Regions from separate parts of the Homo sapiens genome. Here region 2 is linked to region 1. A link is a loop called in an ENCODE intact Hi-C map of the cell type or tissue named here. Cell type or tissue: Calu3. All regions are shown on one strand. Each heading gives the region's core, and the rest is flanking DNA. Links, peaks and the distances in the headings are about the cores only. Region 1 has its middle 290 kb from the start of LNCSRLR. Region 2 has its middle 150 kb from the start of LNCSRLR.

Region 1 (10,914 bases), core at 1,773-9,772:
GACCTTATGGTTGTCTTCCCTTGTTCCCTAAAAATTGCTGTTATTTTCTTCTTTTTCAAGGTGCACTGATTTCATATTGTTCAAACACACGTGTTTTACAATCAACTTGTACAGTTAACACAATTATCATAGTGGTCCTGAGGTGACATATATCCTCAGCTTACTAAGATAACAGCATTAAGAGATTAAAGTAAAGACAGGCATAAGAAATTATAAAAGTATTATTTGGGAACTGATAAATGTCCATGAAATCTTCACGATTTATGTTCCTCTGCCACGGCTCCAGCCGGTCCCTCCGTTTGGGGTCCCTGACTTCCCGCAACACTAAGAGTGTTATAAACTTTAAAGCAGTCTTAGTTCAGAGCTGCTCATTCACCCTTCAGCATCATGAATTACTCATATTTCATTTGTGTAACACGTTCACTTTGTGGTAAAGCTGTATGTAGAGCTGCCTTCAAGTAGCAATGGCCTTCCTGCTACCTCTACATAAATTGTACTTTAGTGCCAATGTGAGCACACTGTATCCAGGTTTCATTACGGCTCACCAAGTAATCATCACCTAAATTAAAACACCACTTCTTCTGTACCATGGGGTTCTCATAATAAAACAAAATCTCATAGACCACCTCTCTCTCACGTGTTTCACATAAGTGCCACGAGCTCATTCAGTCTCTGCATTTCAAGGATTTGTCCCACCATAAGATTATCTGTCTGAGAGAGTTATTACTTTTGGACATTGTATGAGTTGGTATTATTTGATGCTCGTCAATACTATTTAATAAAACAAATTCTGAAAATTGCTTCTACTGCTTTCTTTCTGAGGCTATATAACCTTGCATTTGTTTTTAAATATTTCTTTTTCAAGAACTAGAACTTTGAGTCTTTATTTTTAGCAACTAAATTGATCAATTGCATGAAAGAAAGCAATATTTTTCACTTATTCTAAAAAAAATACATCTAATTTGGTTGACTAGCGAGATCACTGTGCTTTGTTTTAAAAATATGTGATAGCTTCATTGGTTTCTTGATGCTATTCAACAAATTTTCAATACAAACAATGTTCCAAAGAATAGAGGTAGATGAATCACTTTATTGGTCCAGTAAAATCCAATTCTATTATATACAGTTCTCCTTCCTGTTGGCAACTTTTATGACTGCTTGTGTAAAAACACCATGTCAGATTTACATGCTATACCCATGTAATTTATTCTGTACTTAAAAGGTAGTAGATTATATTTATAATGTTGTTTGAGTTGTAGCATTTATGTTACTATGTCTCTATATTTATGATTTAGTGGATGGCCTTTGAACAATTGATCCATTTCTGTTATTTAGGAATATAATATATCATTTCAGTAATAAAAAAACACACATACAAAAAGTCAAGCATAGAATGTGTAGAAATTTACCCACAAATGACTTAAAATGTGTCAGCCAAAAGGAACCACATCTTTTTAGCAGAAAGGAAGTGCTACAATCCTATAGCTGACACGTGTTCCAAGGCTATAGTAATCTTTTACTTAATTAGCAAGATGTCTGCAGAGAGAAAAAAGAATCTTCCATTTCAAATGTATGAAATGCCCATGGGTTATAATTATGAGAAACATAAGAAGCTGGAGGACCTGAGAAACCGCCTCAGCTGGAGTCTAGCATACAGGATGTTCATTAGAGCTCTTGGGATCTGTACCTGTGAAGATTGGAGAATGGATGGAGGATTGATTGAGCAGAGGGAGAAGTTGGATGTCATTGTAGTCTCAAAGGTGTGCACCTTGTGGACTGTGAACTTCCAGGTGGCACAAAGGACCTGCCTGAACACAGTGCTGAGAGACTTGGCCAAACTTTAGCCTGACTCCTACCTCCCCTAGGTGGTATTTCTAGAGGTGGCACCAGCCCCTAGGCTGAGTCTTTGCTCAAGAAAATGTAACAAAGTGCACATTGTCCCAATGTACATTGCCAAATGATTTTCAATAATTTTCCACTTATCCCCCATCACATATTTTTTCACTTCCCCATAGCCCCCAGTCCCCTTTAGTTACTTTATTTTACTTCCTTATAGCCCTTTTTTGTTCTCTCTATTTTCTCCTAGTTAATTTTGTCTTAGTTGGAAGTGAGCATAGTTTTTAATGGAGTGTCTCTTTCCTACTGCAGAAGGCTGAATAAATCAGCCTTGCCACTTTTAATAAGCGTCTAGTGCTATTAAGTATTTCTCTTTGACATCCTTCAGAGCAGTTGTGAATTGAGGCAAGAAGGCCAAGCCTTTATACAATTCCATTTATTGGCCACTGGATGTGGGCTGCCCTTACGATCAGGCATGATCTTATGTAAGGCAGTTTTCTTCAACCGTAGCAATCCTAACCCTCCCAGAATTCTTTGAATTCTGCTCTCTAACATTAATTTATGCCAGTACCATGACACATATTCCTGAGTATTCATTTGTTATCTCAGTTTTTTAGAAGGTCAAGAAATATACAGTTCTGTCTCCCCCAAACGAAATAAAGAAACCATGTCCATAAAGTTATTTCATACTGACGTAAGTTGTTAACACAAGCTATGAAGTATCTTGAAATTCAGGTGACCCATATATAATCTTGAAAATAGCAAACTGAACTAACTTAATTCCCCAAATTCCTTTAAACCTGGAGTCTATTAAAAAAGACTGAGAAAGAAAATAAAACTCACATATTTCCTCTTTGTGCATGTTTTACATTTGCAAATTTAAATGGATGCTAGACCATATGTTATATAGACTTTGTCATAAGTGTTTAGAATTTTGTTCACAAAAAGCACTTTGTGAAATCTATTGTAGTTTCATCAACCTCACACAGCTGTAGTCTTTGCTTCAGGTAATGCACTTAATGCCTATCCCACTTTGCATACATAAAGAACATCAAACTTGTAAGTAATCCACGATACAAAGAAAAACACAAATGATATCTGCACAGAGAAATACAATTTTATTTTATAACAAAAGCAGTTCATTAGCTCCTGAGTTCAAATGAGTCCAAATCCACAACTGATAGCATACTTCCCATAAGGATTCAAAAACTAAAAAGGCAGTAAATGTAGGTGCACAAGCAATGAAGCAGGCAGGATTCAGAAAATCTTATTTTGAGTCCTAAATCCACCACCACCTAGCTCCGTGACCTTGAGAAAGAAAATTTATTACTTTGAATCAATTTCTAGATCTGTCCTGCTTATATTATAAGCTTTTGTAAGGATAGAATTGGAAAGGCATGTAAACGTGCTTTGTAAAGGACTATTACAAATAAATTGGTAGTACACTGCAACAGGAGTAACACAAACTGTCGGGTTTCTGGAATATTTGCTGTGCTCCAAGTGATTTTTATATTGCATCACTTAATCCTTACAAAGACACTGTAAGAGAGGAGCTCTGATCCCCATTTGACAAATGAGGAAATTGAGTTTGAGAGGAACTCTCTACAGGTTTTCTCCAAAGCCCACTGACTTATTATTTTCATAGAGCCTTAGAAGCCAGTAGGCAAAGGGAATGAAGAGATGAATAGATGAAGGATGGTGCCATGTCACTGAGAATACGGGAATACTTGAGAAAGGATCATCCTTGAACAGCAAGGAGAAGACCTTTCCCACTAAAGTAGGAAGGAATTAGGAAGGATTAAGTAGATGCAGATACCTTTATAGGTGATAGGATGCTTAGGGAATAACAATCAGGTATTTTCTCTTTTCTGCCTGCAATAAAAAGTTAGCTCTTCTCCTGAGGGAAGGGTTGTGATAAGGTCAGCAGTTGAGAAGAGAAGCCAAAGTTAAAAATAGGAGATGGAATTGACTAGAAACACAATGAGAATTTTCCAGGCTATTTTGAGGATCATACGTTTGTCACTTTCTAATCCCATAAAAGTGTGTGATTTTTCTTGAGCATACATAGCAGCATGGGTGTAGATGTTGAAAAGGCAGACCCTTGATTGATCTAGAGTTGGGTTTGACCCTGGGTGTAGCACTGATAGGGAGAGCAGACAGGGGAACTGAAGGCAGTCAACGTCCTAAGCTATGGCTGTCATCTTGTGTTCGCAACAGACTATCCTTTTTGAAATACATTTCTTTCTATTGACCTATGTTATTTAATGTATTCAATGATTTTTTTTCTTCCCTGGTTTAACATAAGTGGAAACAAATTGTTCATTCCATTGCTTTGAGACTTGGCTCATTTGAGCTCCATAAATGTGGTCACCCTGTGCTCTGACCACAAGAGATGGTCAGGATGTGGCCCTTGCCAGCTGGGTGGTCCTAGGGCAGGGGACTGGAACAGAGAAACAGCTAAAGTCCTTCCCCACCCATTGGGTAGATGTGTTCATGTTAAGAATGGGATTGTGATAACATACTTTCAGATTTTGAAATACAATGTGCAAACAGCTGTGACCTTGTAACAATGATCACAAAGACCTTGAGATCATTCTTACAGTGCTCTGTTCTCCTTGCTCTGTAAGTGACAAACAATTCAGATTTTGAAACAATAAATAGAACAAAGGAACTTGGTCTCATGTACTTCTTCAAATTTAGTACTGATGCTAGGTAAAGATTGTTAGATTTTGAATATAAAAGTTTCTCCAAAAATATGCCTTGTCCCTCCGTTAACAGATCTGCCTCCCATGACTAACACTGCCTCCCCTCTGTGCTTGACTTCTGATTGGGACTTATTATTACTCTAATTGCTGAGGGAGGACTGCTTGTTTTTAGTGAATTATTTCAATGTGTGGGAAGAAAAATCTCATAAAATGAAGACCATCTTGTAAAAAAAAAAAAAAAAAAAGAATTTCTCAATCCTCACCTGCATTTGCTTTTCTTCTTACCTTGTTTCTTTTTAATATCTCCATAATGCTTATCATCATCTGACATGCTGTATATCAACTTCTCTCTCTTCCTCTCTCCTTCCCTCTCCCTCTTTCTCCCTCTTCCTCTGTTTCTCCCTCTCCCTCTCCCTTCCTCCCTGTTTCTCTCCCTTCCTCCCTCTTTCTCTATCTTTAACCCTCTCTTCCCCCACTCCACCCCAGTATGTAAACCCCATGAAGGAAGTAAGTTCGTTTTGTTAACAGCTATATCTCATACAACTAAAACATCAACAGCCAGAGAGTGGGCACTCAGTGTTTGCTGAATGGATGAATGAAATGAATAGATTACCAACAGGTGATAAAAATTATCAATAACCCAATAAATCTTAGGATTTAGAATTTCAATGTAAAACTAATAGAATTTAATTGTTGAATAAGACAAGTTGAGATAACATTACTTTTCTGTCTCACCAGCAAAGTGAAATGACTTGAGGAATCATGGAGCTGAAACCAGTATCACATGAACTTTAATCCCAGAAGTCATCAGCAGGGGGTGCTACAGTCATGTGTCCCTAAGCATTACTCAGAGCCTTTTCAGAATCGTCCACAAGCTGAACATCATTTTCTTCTCCAAATACAGGAAAAATTCCTTCTGGCCAGAAAGAGAAAATTTTAACTACATTTGTAGTTGTTGTTAGTGTCTCATCAGAAAATTAGTTGGCTCAAGTTTGAGGGCTGAAACTCCTGCTTCTATAGAAACCTAAAATCTCGTTTGAAAAACCCATTCAGAAAAGCAGTATAGTAGATTGTTTTTATGTTAAACTACTAATGCTAATGTTTATCTTTATTTTATACTCTTAATAGTGCAAATTATTTGAATGTCCAGTGTTTAAGGGCAGGACATTATTCAAGGTTCATTGTATTGTATTTCAAGCTTTGGAGAGGCCGTGCATAGTCTCACAGGTCTGTAGACACGACAGTTTGCAGGCATCTGGCAATTCACTGACTTAAACACCACTTCCAATATAGGAATGACTTCTACAATACTTTCATCCTTTTTCTATAAGAAAACTTACAGTGACAATTCATCAAAATACAACATATATTTGTTACATTTTTATCTAACATCGATAGCAAACTTCTTTATAATAGAGTTAACTAAAAACCTAAATGATGAGAGACCATTAGTACATTTTGTTCAAAGGAGGAAGGAGTGATTTAGATATTTGTTTTAGAAACTATATAAATATCCTAGTGATTTGAAAGAGCAGATATAGTTGGAAACTGTAGAGCATGTTAGTTAAAAGTGTAAGTTATTAGCATATTAGCCAGAAGCACTATTAGCCAGTGCTTCTAAAACTTGGGTGGCATTCAGAAGCACCTGTGGGACTTGGTAAAAATGCAAAGAAGGCCAGACCTTCTTCTAAGTGATTTTGTTATATACCAAAGTTCAAGAATTATCATTATTATTTTGTTTGCATTTATTTATTTATTTTGAGATGAAGTCTTGAACTGTCGGTTGGGCTGGGGTGCAATGGTGTGATCTAGGCTCACTCAAACCTCCCCGTCCCAGGTTCAACGGATTCTCCTGCCTCAGCCTCTGGAGGAGCTGGGATTACAGGCACCCGCCACCATGCCCTGCTAATTTTTTGTGTTTTTAGTAGGGATGGGGTTTCACTATGTTGGCCAGGCTGAACTGGCTGAACTGGAGTTCAACGAGGTCTTGAACTCCTGACCTCGTGATCTGCCCTCCTTGGCCTCCCAAAATGCTGGGATTAAGAATTATTGATTTAAAACAATAAAACTAGCTTTTCTCATCCATAAAGATGTTAATATCATCTGTTGTTGTCATGGTGGGTAAATTACTCAATTTTTTAAAAATCCAGCATCTTAGTTTGTAATCACTTAAAAAATGTTAGCTATAACTAGTTCTCAAAGTATTCAATATTTTCTTTTGGAAAATCTATCTTTGCTGGTGTGACAGATAGTTACTCTACTGCACTTTGATGAAGTTGAAGTAATAGTCCCTTCCACTTACTACCCAAGTGACAAAATTTCTGTTGAATCCAGCCATCGAAAAATTAAATTGAGAAACATGAAGAACAATGAAGTCTACTAATATAAATTTTAGAAAAGATTAAATTTTCTGTGTTTTATGTAAGACTATTTAACACACAGATTTGTTTTAATCCACCTGTGTTTGAAGCTGTCATAACAATAAAGTCTTTATAATTGGAAGTGTCTTAGGTGACTACCTTTTAAAAAGGTAGACACCTTTGGAAGACAGGGTCTCACTCTGTTGCCCAGGCTGGACTGCAGTGATGCAATTACAGCTCACTGCAGCCTCTACATCCTGTGCTCAAGGCTCGCTCCTCCCACCTCAGCCTCTAGAGTAGCTGGGGCTGTACAGATGAGCACCACCATACCTGATTAATTTTAAGCTTTACTGACCACATCTGACTAGACTCAAATTTTCATTGCTTAAGTGATTAAGCAACCAAAAAATTATATTCTTGTCATCTTAACCAGTAATGTTCTAAAAGTCTTTTTTTCTGTTGTCAAGCAGCTGTACAATTCACTCTTAGGTGTTTTCATTGAGCTTCATGGTCAGCTATAGCTGAAGTATCTCCATTTGCATATTACACACACACACACACACACACACACACACACACACACAATTACTTCAAATGAAAATAACATATTTGTCTCTGCAATACAAATTATTCATTATTTTCTTTGATACTAGGGTAGGCTCAAAAATCTCATAATCATACTTGATTCTGACCACTTTCTCACATCTATTTAGCGGTCAAACCTGAAGCTACTATGTTTATAGTATTTCTTTCTTATATTCCTAGTATAATTACCATAAAACTAATCTATCTCCTCTTTCTCTTAGAATATTGTAAAACATTGCTAATTTGTATGTATCTACTTTCTCACTGCCTAAAAATATTCTGCTGTAAGATTGCAGATGAATTTTCCTAAAACCATACCATGTCCATGCTTACAAACTCAAGATTTCCTCAGTGCCAATAGAATGAACCCTGAAACTTCTGACCCATAGGGTTCTCCGAAATTTAACCCGACTCTTCCTCCCCAACATTTTTCTGATCTCCCTCTATTTTTGCTTTATTGGTTTTACCTCAAATACATGATAAACATCTTCAAATAATATTCATAAATATTATTTGACAATTATTTTGAAATTTTTAAATGGACAACTCATCAAGCACTATTAATATCCTTGCCTTTCACAGATAAAAAAACTGAAACTGAGCAAGGTTAAGTGGCTTGTCCAAGGACACAGGTAGAAAGTGACACTACTTTCCCAACTTTTAAGATTTTCTCACTCAATTTCTGCTTTATTATTTATTATTTTTCCAAGACAGAGTGTTACTCCGTTTTCCAGGCTGGAGTGTAGTGACAGAATCACAGCTCACTACAGTCTCGACTTCCTGGGCTCAGGTGATCCTCCCACCTCAACCTCCCAAGTATCTGAGACTACAGTTGTGTGACACCACATCCGGCTAAGTTTTGTATTTTTTTGTACAGATGAGGTCTAGCTATGTGGCCCACGCTAGTCTCAAACTCTTAGGCTCTAGCAATCCGCCTGCTTTGGCCTCCCAAAGTGCTAGGAATACAGGCGTGAACTACCGCACCTGACCATATTGAGTATTTTTACTCCTTTATTTCAATAACTCCTTAGAGTTATACTTCAAGACCCATTTCCTCCCTGAATATTTTTTGGACCTAGGAAAACAATCCCTAAAATTGTCAGTTGACCAATTTAATAAATATTAAATTTAAGAACTCAGACAATGTCTAATAACTCTTTGGATTCTAAAAATCTAGCTAAATGCTTTAAGTAAATCTGTATCATTGATGAGGATAGGATGACACCGGAGTCACAAAAGGACCACTATCACAGATGGAAGAGATGATGAGCAGCAAGTAAGAACATCCAGTGCAAGTCAGTAGGCAAATAATGACAGCTGTATTAGTCTGCTTGGGCTGCCATAACAAAATACCACTGACTGCATTGCTTAAACAACAGGAATTTATTTTCTTATTGTTCCGGAGGCTAGAATCTCAAGGTCAAGGAGTGGTCAGGGTTGGTTTCTAAAGAGGCCTCCCTTCCTGGCTTGTACATAGCCACCTGCTCACTGTGTCCTCATACGACTTCTTTCTGAGAACGGAGAGAGCAAACAAGCTCTCTGGTGTCTCTTCCTCCTCTTTATTTTTCTTATTTTTTGAGACAGAGTCTCACTGTGTCACCCAGGCTGGAGTACAGTGGCTTGATCTCGGCTCACTGCAACCTCTGCCTCCAGGGTTCATGTGTTTCTGCTGCCTCAGCCTCCCGAGTAGTTGGGATTACAGGCATCCATCACCATGCCCAGCTAATTTTTGTATTTTTAGTAGAGACGGGGTTTCACCATATTTGCCAGGCTGGTCTCAAACTCCTGATCTCAGGTGATCTGCCTGCCTCGGCCTCCCAAAGTGCTGGGATTACACGTGTGAGGCACTGCATCTGGCTTCTTCCTCCTCTTTTAATGACAAAAGCCCTATTGGATTAGGGCCCCATCCTCAGGACCCCATTTCACCTTAATTACCTCCCTAAAGGCCCCATTTCTAAATGTAGTCACATTGAGTGTTAGGGTTTCAACATATGAATTTGAGGGAGGCAAGCTGGCACAACTCAGGCCATAATAATAGCTAAAACTTGAGCAGTGTTTTCCATTGCCAAGTATTTTTCCCAAACCCCTTAAATATATTAATGCTTGTAATATTCACTATACCCCTATCAACTAACTGCTATCATCATCCCCATTTACACAGAAACAAATCGAGGCACCACAGGGCTTATAATTACACAGGAATCAAATCTAGGCAGACTGACTTCTTCATGTGCACCGTTAGTTCCTAGGCTATGTGGGATCATGAATCAAAGCACAGCCTTAGAACAGCCAAAACGAACACCGCTGTATTACCAAACATACTGGCACCACCACAAGACCACACACATATATACAATAGATGAAGCCACAACATATTTGTAATAGATAAATCAAATGGGCCCCAAATCACAACCCCAGCTCAGTAAATATGTGACCCTGGATATATTAATCAACTTCCTTTGGATTGTAACTTTTTCAACATAAAAATTATCTCCAGAATTCTCTGTTCAGTCCTGCAGTTTCTTAACAGGAGACTGTCCTGACTCATCTTTCTATTTCTCAGAACCTAGTACAGGACCCGGAACAGAGAACATGTCTAGTAAGTGTCTTTAAATGAAGAAGTCAAGGATTTATAGTCTTCATAAATTTGGGGACAAAATTTGGATATTGTTGATATTATTTAAAAATAAACATTCACTTCTAAGAGATTAAATGTGTTGGTTTTTTGGAAACATCTCTTGTTTTATTATGAGACTCAGAAAATATTTAGTATACTTGTAAATAAAACTAAAATGGGTAAAACAAAGAAATCTGCCGGGGATATTTTTTAAATAACATAGTATAGATTTTTGTAGTTATTATTCCAAAGTCGACATGTTTTCATCATAAAATATATAGCAGTATTTGTTCTAGACAAACATAACAAATAAGCAAATATTTGACTTTCTCCCCAATACTCAATACAAAAAAAGTAAAAGAATTTTTGAAGAAATAAATCCACAAAAAAAGAGGAGATAATAACACACAGATTTTTATAAGCTAGAGAGCAAATGAACAAATGGTAAATGACTAGTCAAAACCTGAGGAGGAGAAGAAGAAAGAGAAAAAGTAGGAGAAGGAGTGGAAAGGGAAGAAGGGGAGGAGGAGAAGGAGAATCAAAAGAGGAGAGAAGGAAGAAAAGGAGGATGAGACAGAGAAAGAGGAATAGGAGGAAAAGAAAATAAAAGGATGTCCTACAAACAAAGTCAGCAATGGGCAAAATCAAAAACCAAATCAATAGCCTTACTGTGCTATGAAAGAGAACATTTAGGAAAAAAGAAACACTCTTGAAAATTAAAAACTGATTCTAGAGATTTTTTAAATTAATAGAACTTTTGGAAATAATGTTAAGGAGGCTTCCCTGAAAATAATGTAAAAGTAAAATAGCC
Region 2 (10,914 bases), core at 1,610-9,609, 140 kb after region 1:
CTTCAAGATTTGTAGGAAATAAAGTTATGAAAAAAATTTCAACATTTATTCGAATATATACAAAACACTTTTCTATATGTATTTATGTCTCCCAAGTTACATAGGAAATAATAACAATACTGAGGTTAACTTTTGAAGAGAGACTGGAATTTTTAAGTGGGCAGGCATACTTTGATTTATCTTCATGGTCTAATAGTTTTAAATGGAAATATATTCCAAATATTATTTTTATAAATCAAAAATAAATTATAAAATAACTTTTACAATGTCAGGACTGAGGGTAAATTTTACAAAATTAAATCCATCAGGTATTTAATGAGCTTGTAACTATGGCAAAAATTGTATCTCATTACTTAAAAAAGCAGTTCATTTTTATATGGCAATCCACACAAATTATGTTATATCAAGGCCATACTTTCATGCATGGAGACCACCTAAAAATATTCGAAGTTACTATTTATACCTCCATTTGGAGTATACACAGTACATCTGGGACTTATTTTTAATGTTATAGCAGGGCTTTTTGCAATTAAAGAGGGTTAATGAAAACAAAATAGAACTTAAATGACTCTTATCTTTACTCTGAAAGGTCCAAGAGAAAAACATACTGTTAAAAAATGTTACTCCTTGGGGTAATTGACTATTGTAATATTGTTCAATAGACCAAGACAGAAGTGAGTCGATTACTTGGAGCAAGCAACTTGTGTGAAGGAGGGTGATTTTTTTTAACAGAGATTGTGCCCTTGAGGAAATACAAAGGAAGGTGAAAGTGATAGTTCCAGAATCAGTTGGGAAAATTACTTTTTAAATTATGAAGTAGCTGCTTAAAGCTTTTGCTTAAAGCTTTGTCAAAGATTTGTGTAACTATTTCAATTCAAGCAATATTTATTTAGTGGATGTCTGTCAAGATACATAAGCATGATTATTCTTAAAATCTGTAATTCATAATCTGGCTGGGGAGATGAAGACTACAAGTACTAAATAATTAAGGAACATTAGAAGACTATATAATATTCTCAAGTATTAATTGATATGATGAACTATGCAATGCTATAGTAGGTCCATACTGGAATGCATCATTATTATCTGGAAATATTAATTTAATGAATAAATTGAAATGAGACAAGTTCTTATACTCAATCCACCTACCTAAATTTTGATCCCTACCATAACCTTGTGGAAAGCATACTCATCCTTGGATTGACTAATTCCAATGTGTGTCAGGAACTCACAAACCACTGGGATCCAGCTGAGAAGATTCTTATATGAGTCAAAATCTGTTTCCCTATGGTTTTCAGCCAAATGTCCAAACATAACATTTCAGAACTGATCTATGCAATATGGTAGGTAGCGTAACATGATGTCAGAGATGAAACTACTGTATTTCATTTAACAGATTAGTAAACTGAAGATAAAAGGAAATTGAATGTCTTAAAAGTTTCCTAGTTGATTTTTTGGCTGTATAATGACGGTAACACATTTCTTCTGAATCCTACTATAGCCCCACTGAAAAGTCTTCATGAAGAGATTTATCTTAAAAAAATGTTTCTGCCACCAAAATTTGAAAAAATAATAACCATTAGACTTCATGACGTAAAGGGAAGGCCAGAGAACACAGCCAAAGCCCTAATATTAAAATTATTTCATGGTGAAATATTATTGCTAGGACTCTTATCAACATACAAAATGTCAGGCACATGAAGACTTGCCTAACATAAATATTCAACAAGTTTTAAACTATACTAATATTTTGAATTAGAGAACTAATTCTTCTTTCCTATAGGCATCGTAAATGAGTTACATAGTGAAAACATCCAATAATTTTTAAAAGCCAAAGGGTTAAAATTGGAAAGGAAAAAGACAATTATTTTCTACGTAATTTGTGAGTCTGATTTTGATTTTCTTCCACATTGATTATGTTTGCTTGTTTATTTTCTTATATTTCTTCTATATTGACTATATTTCCTATATTGTATTCTTCATGTTCTGGCATTTAGGTCCTTAATCCTGTAGAGACTGCCTCTCCTCAGGCTAGCTTATTCATAGAGATGAAAAATTACTCCTCTTTGAGTATGCATTTGATAGGCACACCAACCAATCCAGAGCCCACACACCCAACCATCTCCTTTATCAAATTCTCTCACACCAAGCCAATATTCTCTCTGCCCTAAATCGCCCCAGGATAAAGTACTGGATAGTAGGTTCCACCCCTATAGCCCAGAGCCTGTTAAAATCTTTCAGACTAGCCTGTACTAAGCTTTACTCAGTGCACTTACCCTGCCTTACCCATTTCTTCCCATAAAAACCCCAATAAAACCTCAGGCCTCTCCCTCTCCCTCTCCTGCCTTCTAACCGACGCTGTTGCTTCCCCATGCAGCCCTGCATAGAATGGTGTGTTTTCTTTTTCTAGAGATCTGTGAGTATAATCTTTTTCCTTTATGACAATTATTTCCATGTCTACTGTCTTACCATACTGAATTAAAACACATCCCAGCTACATTGTAGAACACTTCTCCAACCTTTGAGATTTGGAATAAAAAATGGTAAAACTATAGTACTCAAAAATGGTACATATTGGTCTGAAAAGATATTTGTCTGGCTTAAGATTAAGAACTCCCAAACACATTTTTTAAAAATCTATTTCGTTCTTAAGGACCTCTAGGAAAGAAATTGTTCAAACTCCTTTCAATATGTTTTGAGTTTATTGACCTCTTTCTCAAGCAATTTGTCTTTACAGTTAACCTAAATCCCCCAGTTTTCTATTTAAAGTCTATGTGATGAGTTTTATTGCCTCCCTCAAGGCCAAAAAAAGTTAGCTTTCACCATGAGTTATATGATGGAAAAGAGAAAAAAAGTCCAGTTCTTCCTCCTCTCTTTTGCTCTCCTGAGTAGCTAGTTTGAGGCTTGTGTTTTACAGAGATCAAGTTCCTAAATGCTAATTAAAAACAAAAATCCAGCTACTCTTTCAAACAAATCACTTTAGAGGCCTCGGCATTAATTACGTCATGGCCAGCATGGTCAATGTGTGCATTCTACCCTAAATGCAGGAAAAGGAAAGCTGTTCTCTAACCCACACACCCTCAACACATCAGAGGCACATCAGTAGAATCTTCACACACATTTTTACTTATCTAATGTAGATGTAGATACAACATAATTCATGTTAAAGGTTAAGAGAGAGAAAAAATAACCTCTATGCAGAATATGACAGATTTTTTTCTGACCTAGTAAAATCTTTTGATGCATAAAATGTGTTTTGACCACCCACTTGATATTTAGTATTTTACATTTACATTTTGACAATTTTAATTTTATATACATGTTAAATAAAGGAAACCATTTAAGTTACTTGTAGTTATTTAATTTTTATACTAAAATGTGATTTAGATATATTTAGGACATACTGTAGAATTTTGTATAAGCTGACAGCCTCCTGAAAATGCATTTAAAATAACTGATAATACTAAAGCCAAGCTATGGACCCCATCCTCACAGAGTTTCTAAGTCAGAAAGTCATATGGCAGAAGATATGCAGGGGACTGTAAGAGCACACAGTGATGGCATGCAACCCAATCTAGGAGGGGCAGGGAAGACTTTGTTAAGAAATGGCAGTAAAGTTGAGGTCTAAAGGTTGAGTAGCCATTGATCTGGGGATGGGTAAGTAAAGAAAAATCTTCCAGTCATGGGAAAAGTTCCAAAAGCAAGAGAGAATGTGTGGTAGATGATTGCACTCATAGTCCCAATTATTCAGGCTTCGCTGTAGCCACAGCCTTTGATAGTTATACTGACCATGAACTTGGTCATGTGACTTGCTTTGGCCATTGGGATAGTAACAAACTTGGTGTAAGCAAAGAAGTATATTTGCATTCGTGGTTCCTATCTTGAATCCTGTAATCATGATAACATGGCCAAGCCATCCTACTGAAGGATGAGATCCTGGAGCTAGCCAAGGACATCCTAAATGAGCCAATACTATAAAAACCACCAGTTTTGTGAGTAAATCCCAACCAAGACCAGAACTCCCACCCCGGCTAATACTGACAAGCGAAATTACCCAATTGTACAGGAGAAATAAAAAAATGGTTGTTTCATAAACCACTAGGTTTTTGGGTTTTTTATTATGTAAATGATTGAGGCAATAGGTAAACAATAGAGAAGATAACACACTGACAGGCAAAAAATAAATGCATTTCACTATTTCAGCATGTTTTATTAAATTTCTGCAGAGGCTGAATCTTCTTTTGAATAGATCCTTCCTATTTCTTTAAACCTAGGTATTCTTCAAGAGTCTCGCTGAAGCAAATTGAATACATACAGCTATGGCTTCACACTATACCATGGCTTCACACTATAAATTTATTATCTTCCTCTGCCTTTACTCTCATGTATGTGACCTGTTGGAACTACTTTTTATGGCTTTTTGACCCTCCTGCCTTTGCTAAGCTTGAACCTCTTCTATGCTCCCTTGATTTTGTCTTCTATATTTTCCAGCAAGGAACACACCTACTGCCTACTGTCTAGTTTCCACAAAGTCCATTTAACCATGCTTTCAGGCTCTCAACTTAACCTTTGAGGTACTGTCTGCTGCCAGTCAAGGGGACTGTGTAGTATGTAGATGGGGATTCCCTATATATTAAGGATATTGATTTTTACTTTTGGCAAATATTTTTCTCAATCATTTTAAATCATATTTTAATTTGGTTTATACTTATGCCAATGTCAGGAAAAAATTTATAGTTCAGTCAATTTTCTTATAGTATATTTTCTAAGTTTTTAAGGTTAGAAAACCCTATGCTAATAGGCAATATTTACTCTTCAGAGAAAAGTTAATTCCTAGATAGTAATATAACTTTTGGCCCAATAATAGCACTGCTAGTGATTTAATGATTGTACATATTAGATAAAATAATCTGGAAACAACTTAATATCCATTTATAGCTTAATATTTAAATAAATTGGGCTGTATGTAGCTAAAATCTGCTAGCACCTAATAAAACTGCATGTACAAACATTTGCAATTATGGAAATAGCACTATGACATTAGAAGTATAGAAAGCACATATTCTATAAACTCATGCATCAAAAATTACATAAATATGTAATTTCTATTTATGTAATATATAACTACAATTTATACATATGGTTTAATAATGCATATATTTTTCAGTGAGGCCCCCAGAAAAAATACTACTGAAAGCAGGAGTTACATTTGGGGAAATAGAATTGACAGGGATAGAAATGGGAAAGAGAGGGTTACATTTTATATTTCCTTTTGAAGATTAAATTTTTTACTATCTATATATAAAATGTTTATTTTTAATTAGATTTTTTAAAGTATTTTTATTGTACAAACACTTTATATCTGTTATCTTCCCAGGCTTTTTGAATGGTTTAATTTCTTTTTTCAATCTAAAGTTTGTCTTACATTCATGTTTATAAAGCAGAAACTAAAATGTCACATCACAATGTACCATGACTTGACAAAACATGTCATTTTAAAACGTGTTTAGTAAGATGACATAATTTCAGTAATTTTGATAATATAGAAACCAATAACTTTTGCACAGGTTAGCTTATGCCCCCATATTGCCACTTATCCTCAGATAAATAAAAAATGAAGTCAAAGTCTACAGATTTCTAACCTTGCTTCCCTTATTGGGCTTGCTAACCTGAAGTGTCCTGTACTGTATCTGATTTGGGAAATTCTGTCCATTAGACTCTTCCACACACATACACATGCACACACACTCCATATACCCCCAAAAGCAAAGTAATTATCAGTTTGCAAGACAAGCGCTTTTTTTGAAAATGGTCTAGAGAGGCTGCACTATTCTGTAAAAGAAGAATAAAACATTAGTTCTGGGTGCTAATCATGACAATTTCTGACCTCTTCCTGATTCTTAAGTGCCTGATTTTACCTCAATTCCCCAAAACCCACAACATAGCTCTGTAGCATAGCCATTAAGCTGAGGAACGGCTTATCTGATTCCATATAGAACTCAACCTCTATTTGCTGAGACTAAATTACTTTTCTGATATCCTCCACCTGGTGGCCAACCCTGTACCAAAGCTATCATGGAGACCTACCTAGCCTCACAAACGAGCTGCTTCCAATTCTGTTCCCTAGCACTCTGTTCATTCCTGTTAATTTATCTTTGTAGTTAACACAAGGGTTTGCAAGAAAACCCAATGGTTAAAAGAATGGGCATTGAAGCTGTAGTCACTGGGTTCGATTTTTTACTATCATTTACTCTTTTGATCAATTTACCAAATTTCCCTACAGTCACATTTTCTTTATTATTAAAACAGTATTTAAATATCTAATACCTGATTTCTGAAGGAATTAAATGAGGTAACGTATGTAAGAGTTATTTAGAATCTTGTTCCCCTCTGACTCCACTCAGTGAATATTGACATTTGCCTGAGTTGAATTTCACACAAACCATCTGGAGCTGGAACTTGACATTTGAATATGGAGGATGAAGAAGTGTAGACAAGGAGTCATGTATGCCCAAACCCCAATTACTTTCCTCAGTCAAAAATATGCCCACAGTGGCAGCTTACAGATTTTTATCAACCTGCACATCCATACTTTCCAAAGAGAATTTTGCTGTTTGCTCTTAGTTTAAAAGAGTCAATAATAAAAATAATAAATATAAAATACTCTCACCACTCTTATTCAACGTGGTCTGGAAGTCCTAGCCAAAGCAATGAGGCAAGAGAAAGAAATAAAGGTCATGTATATTAGATAAGAGGAAGTAAAATTGTCCTTCTTTGCAGATGACATGATCTTATATATAGAAAAACCTAAAGACGACTTACCAAGAAAAAAACCTATTAGATATACTAAAGGAATTCATTAAAGTTGCAGAATTTAAAATTGACTTTTTAAAAAAATTAACATACAAAACCCAGTAGTGTTTCTTGACCCCAATCACAAACTAGCTGAAAAAAATACAAAAGCAATCTTCTTTACAGCAGCTAAAGTCCACAAATATCAAAGAATAAATTTAACCAAGGAGGTAAAAGATCTCTACAATAAAAACTACAAAACACCAATTAAAGAAACTGAAGAGGACACAAAAAGATGTGAAAAGACTGCATATTCATGTATTGAAAGAATTGATATTGTTCATATATGCATACTACTTACTCCAAGTAATCTTCAGATTCAATGTAATCCCTATCAAAATTCCAATGCTATTTTTCATAGAAATAGAAAAAGCAATTCGAAAATTTGTATGGAAGCACAAAAGACACATAATAGTTAAAGCAAAGACAACAAACCTGGAGAAATCACACTACCTGACTTAAAAATATACTACAAAGCTTTAATAACCAAAACATCATGATACTAGCATAAAAATGTACACATAATCCAATGGAACAGAATAGAGAACCCAGAAATCTACAATTTACAGCCAACTGATTTTCTATAGAGTTCCCAAGAACATTAGAGAAAGAATCACCACTTCAATAAATGGAGTTGGGAAAACTGAATATCTATATGCAGAAGAAAGAAACGAGACCCTTGCATCTCACCATGCACACAAATCAACTCAAATCGATTAAAGACTTAAATGTAAGGCCCAAAACTATAAAACTACTAAAAGAAAACCCAGGAGAAATACTTGAAGACATTGGGCAAGTATTTAATGGGTAAGATTCCCAAAACACAGGCAACAAAAACAAAAATAGATTGGGTTTACATCAAACCAAAAAGTTTTGGCACAAGAAATAAGACAATCAACAGATATAAAGAGGCAATGTGTAGAACGGAAGAAAATATTTGCAAACTATTCATTTGAAAAGGGATTAATATCCAAAGTGTACAAGGCGCTCAAACAACTGAACAGCAGTAAAACAATCTGATTTTAAAAATGGGCAAATGAGCTAAATAGCTATTTCCCAAAGGAAGAAACACAACTGGACAACAAGTATATTGGAGAAATGCTTGGTGGGGCAGCCAAGATGGCCGAATAGGAACAGCTCCAGTCTACAGCTCCCAGCATGAGCGATGCAGAAGATGGGTGATTTCTGAATTTCCATCTGAGGTACCAGGTTCATCTCACTAGGGAGTGCCAGACAGTGGGCACAGGACAGTGGGTGCAGTGCACCATGTGCGAGCCGAATCAGAGTGAGGCAATGCCTCACTCTGCAAGGGGTCAGGGAGTTCCGATTCCTAGTCAAAGAAAGGGGTGACAGACGGCACCTGGAAAATCAGGTCACTCCCACCTTAATACTGCGCTTTTCCGATGGGCTTAAAAAACGGCGCACCACGAGATTATATCCCGCACCTGGCTCGGAGGGTCCTATGCCCACGGAGTCTCACTGATTGCTAGCAGAGCAGTCTGAGATCAAACTGCAAGGCAGCAGTGAGGCTGGGGGAGGGGCGCCCACCATTGCCCAGGCTTGCTTAGGTAAACAAAGCAGCCTGGAAGCTCGAACTGGGTGGAGCCCACCACAGCTCAAGGAGGCCTGCCAGCCTCTGTAGGCTCCACCTCTGGGGGCAGGGCACAGACAAACAAAAAGACAGCAGTAACCTCTGCAGACTTAAATGTCCCTGTTTGACAGCTTTGAAGAGAGTAGTGGTTCTCATAGCACACAGCTGGAGATCTGAGAACGGGCAGACTGCCTCCTCAAGTGGGTCCCTGACCCCTGACCCATGAGCAGCCTAACTGGGAGGCACCCCCCAGTAGGGGCAGACTGACACCTCACACGGCCGCATACTCCTCGGAAACAAAACTTCCAGAGGAATGATCAGAGAGCAGCATTCCTGGTTCATGAAAATCCGCCGTTCTGCAGCCACCACTGCTGATACCCAGGCAAACAGGGTCTGGAGCGGACCTCTAGCAAACTCCAACAGACCTGCAGCTGAGGGTCCTGTCTGTTAGAAGGAAAACTAACAAACAGAAAGGACATCCACACCAAAAACCCATCTGTACATCACCACCATCAAAGACCAAAAGTAGATAAAATCACAAAGATGGGGAAAAAACCGAGCAGAAAAACTGGAAACTCTAAAAAGCAGAGCGCCTCCCCTCCTCCAAAGGAATGCAGTTCCTCACCAGCAACAGAACAAAGCTGGACGGAGAATGACTTTGACGAGTTAAGAGAAGAAGGCTTCAGACAATCAAACTACTCTGAGCTACAGGAGGAAATTCAAACCAAAGGCAAAGAATTTAAAAACTTTGAAAAAAATTTAGAAGAATGTATAACTAGAATAACCAATACAGAGAAGTGCTTAAAGGAGCTGATGGAGCTGAAAGCCAAGGCTTGAGAACTACGTGAAGAATGCAGAAGCCTCAGGAGCCGATGCGATCAACTGGAAGAAAGGGTATCAGTGATGGAAGATGAAATGAATGAAATGAAGTGAGAAGGGACGTTTAGAGAACAAAGAACAAAAAGAAACACACAAAGTCTCCAAGAAATATGGGACTATGTGAAAAGACCAAATCTACGTCTGATTGGTGTACCTGAAAGTGACAGGGAGAATGGAAACAAGTTGGAAAACATTCTGCAGGATATTATCCAGGAGAATTTCCCCAATCTAGCAAGGCAGGCCAACATTCAGATTCAGGAAATAGAGAGAATGCCACAAAGATACTCCTTGAGAAGAGCAACTCCAAGACACATAATTGTCAGATTCACCAAAGTTGAAATGAGGGAAAAAATGTTAAGGGCAGCCAGAGAGAAAGGTCAGGTTACTCACAAAGGGAAGCCCATCAGACTACCAGCGGATCTCTCGGCAGAAACTCTACAAGCCAGAAGAGAGTGGGGGCCAATATTCAACATTCTTAAAGAAAAGAATTTTCAACCCAGGATTTCATATCCAGCCAAACTAAGCTTCATAAGTGAAGGAGAAATAAAATATTTTACAGACAAGCAAATGCTGAGAGATTTTGTCACCACCAGCTCTGCCCTAAAAGAGCTCCTGAAGGAAACACTAAACATGGAAAGGAACAACCAGTACCAGCCACTGCAAAATCATGCCAAATTGTAAAGACCATCAAGGCTAGGAAGAAATTGCATCAACTAACGAGCAAAATAACGAGCTAACATCATAATGACAGGATCAAATTCACACATAACAATATTAACTTTAAATGTAAATGGACTAAATGCTCCAATTAAAAGACACAGACTGGCAAATTGGATAAAGAGTCAAGACTCATCAGTGTGCTGTATTCAGGAAACCCATCTCACATGCAGAGACACACAGGCTCAAAATAAAAGGATGGAGGAAGATCTACAAAGCAAATGGAAAACAAAAAAAGGAAGGGGTTGCAATCCCAGTCTCAGATAAAACAGACTTTAAGCCAACAAAGATCAAAAGAGACAAAGAAGGCCATTACATAATGGTAAAGGGATCAATTCAACAAGAAGAGCTAACTATCCTAAATATATATGCACCCAATACAGGAGCACCCAGATTCATAAAGCAAGTCCTGAGTGACCTAAAAAGAGACTTAGACTCCCACACAATAATAATGGGAGACTTTAATACCCCACTGTCAACATTAGACAGATCAATGAGACAGAAAGTTAACAAGGATACCCAGGAATTGAACTCAGCTCTGCACCAAGTGGACCTAATAGACATCTACACAACTCTCCACCCCAAATCAACAGAATATACATTTTTTTCAGCACCACACCACACCTATTCCAAAACTGACCACATACTTGGAAGTAAAGCTCTCCTCAGCAAATGTAAAAGAACAGAAATTATAACAAACTGTCTCTCAGACCACAGTGCAATCAAACTAGAACTCAGGATTAAGAAACTCACTCGAAACCACTCAACTACATGGAAACTGAACAACCTGCTCCTGAATGACTACCAGGTACATAATGAAATGAAGGCAGAAATAAAGATGTTCTTTGAAACCAACGAGAACAAAGACACAACAT

What was found. Hi-C counts contacts between places; a loop is a spot of excess contacts. Peaks named below come from ENCODE experiments on the same cell type or tissue, not always from the same donor. Only the 100,000 strongest peaks of a DNase experiment are listed, where the experiment ranks them.
Region 2: a loop joins it to region 1, with 8 times the contacts of the local background. A loop is called at or near these places in 2 of 110 quality-filtered maps.

Annotation. Positions count from the first base shown.
Region 1 is chr3:145,771,610-145,782,523 of GRCh38, forward strand. No RefSeq gene overlaps it. Among named protein-coding and RNA genes, the nearest start is that of LNCSRLR, 290 kb to the right of the region's middle. In Calu3, for the core only: a CTCF peak has its summit at 5,353 (motif pointing right); a DNase peak (open chromatin) is centred at 5,362.
Region 2 is chr3:145,909,945-145,920,858 of GRCh38, forward strand. No RefSeq gene overlaps it. Among named protein-coding and RNA genes, the nearest start is that of LNCSRLR, 150 kb to the right of the region's middle. In Calu3, for the core only: no CTCF peak of the experiment used is centred there; a DNase peak (open chromatin) is centred at 6,047.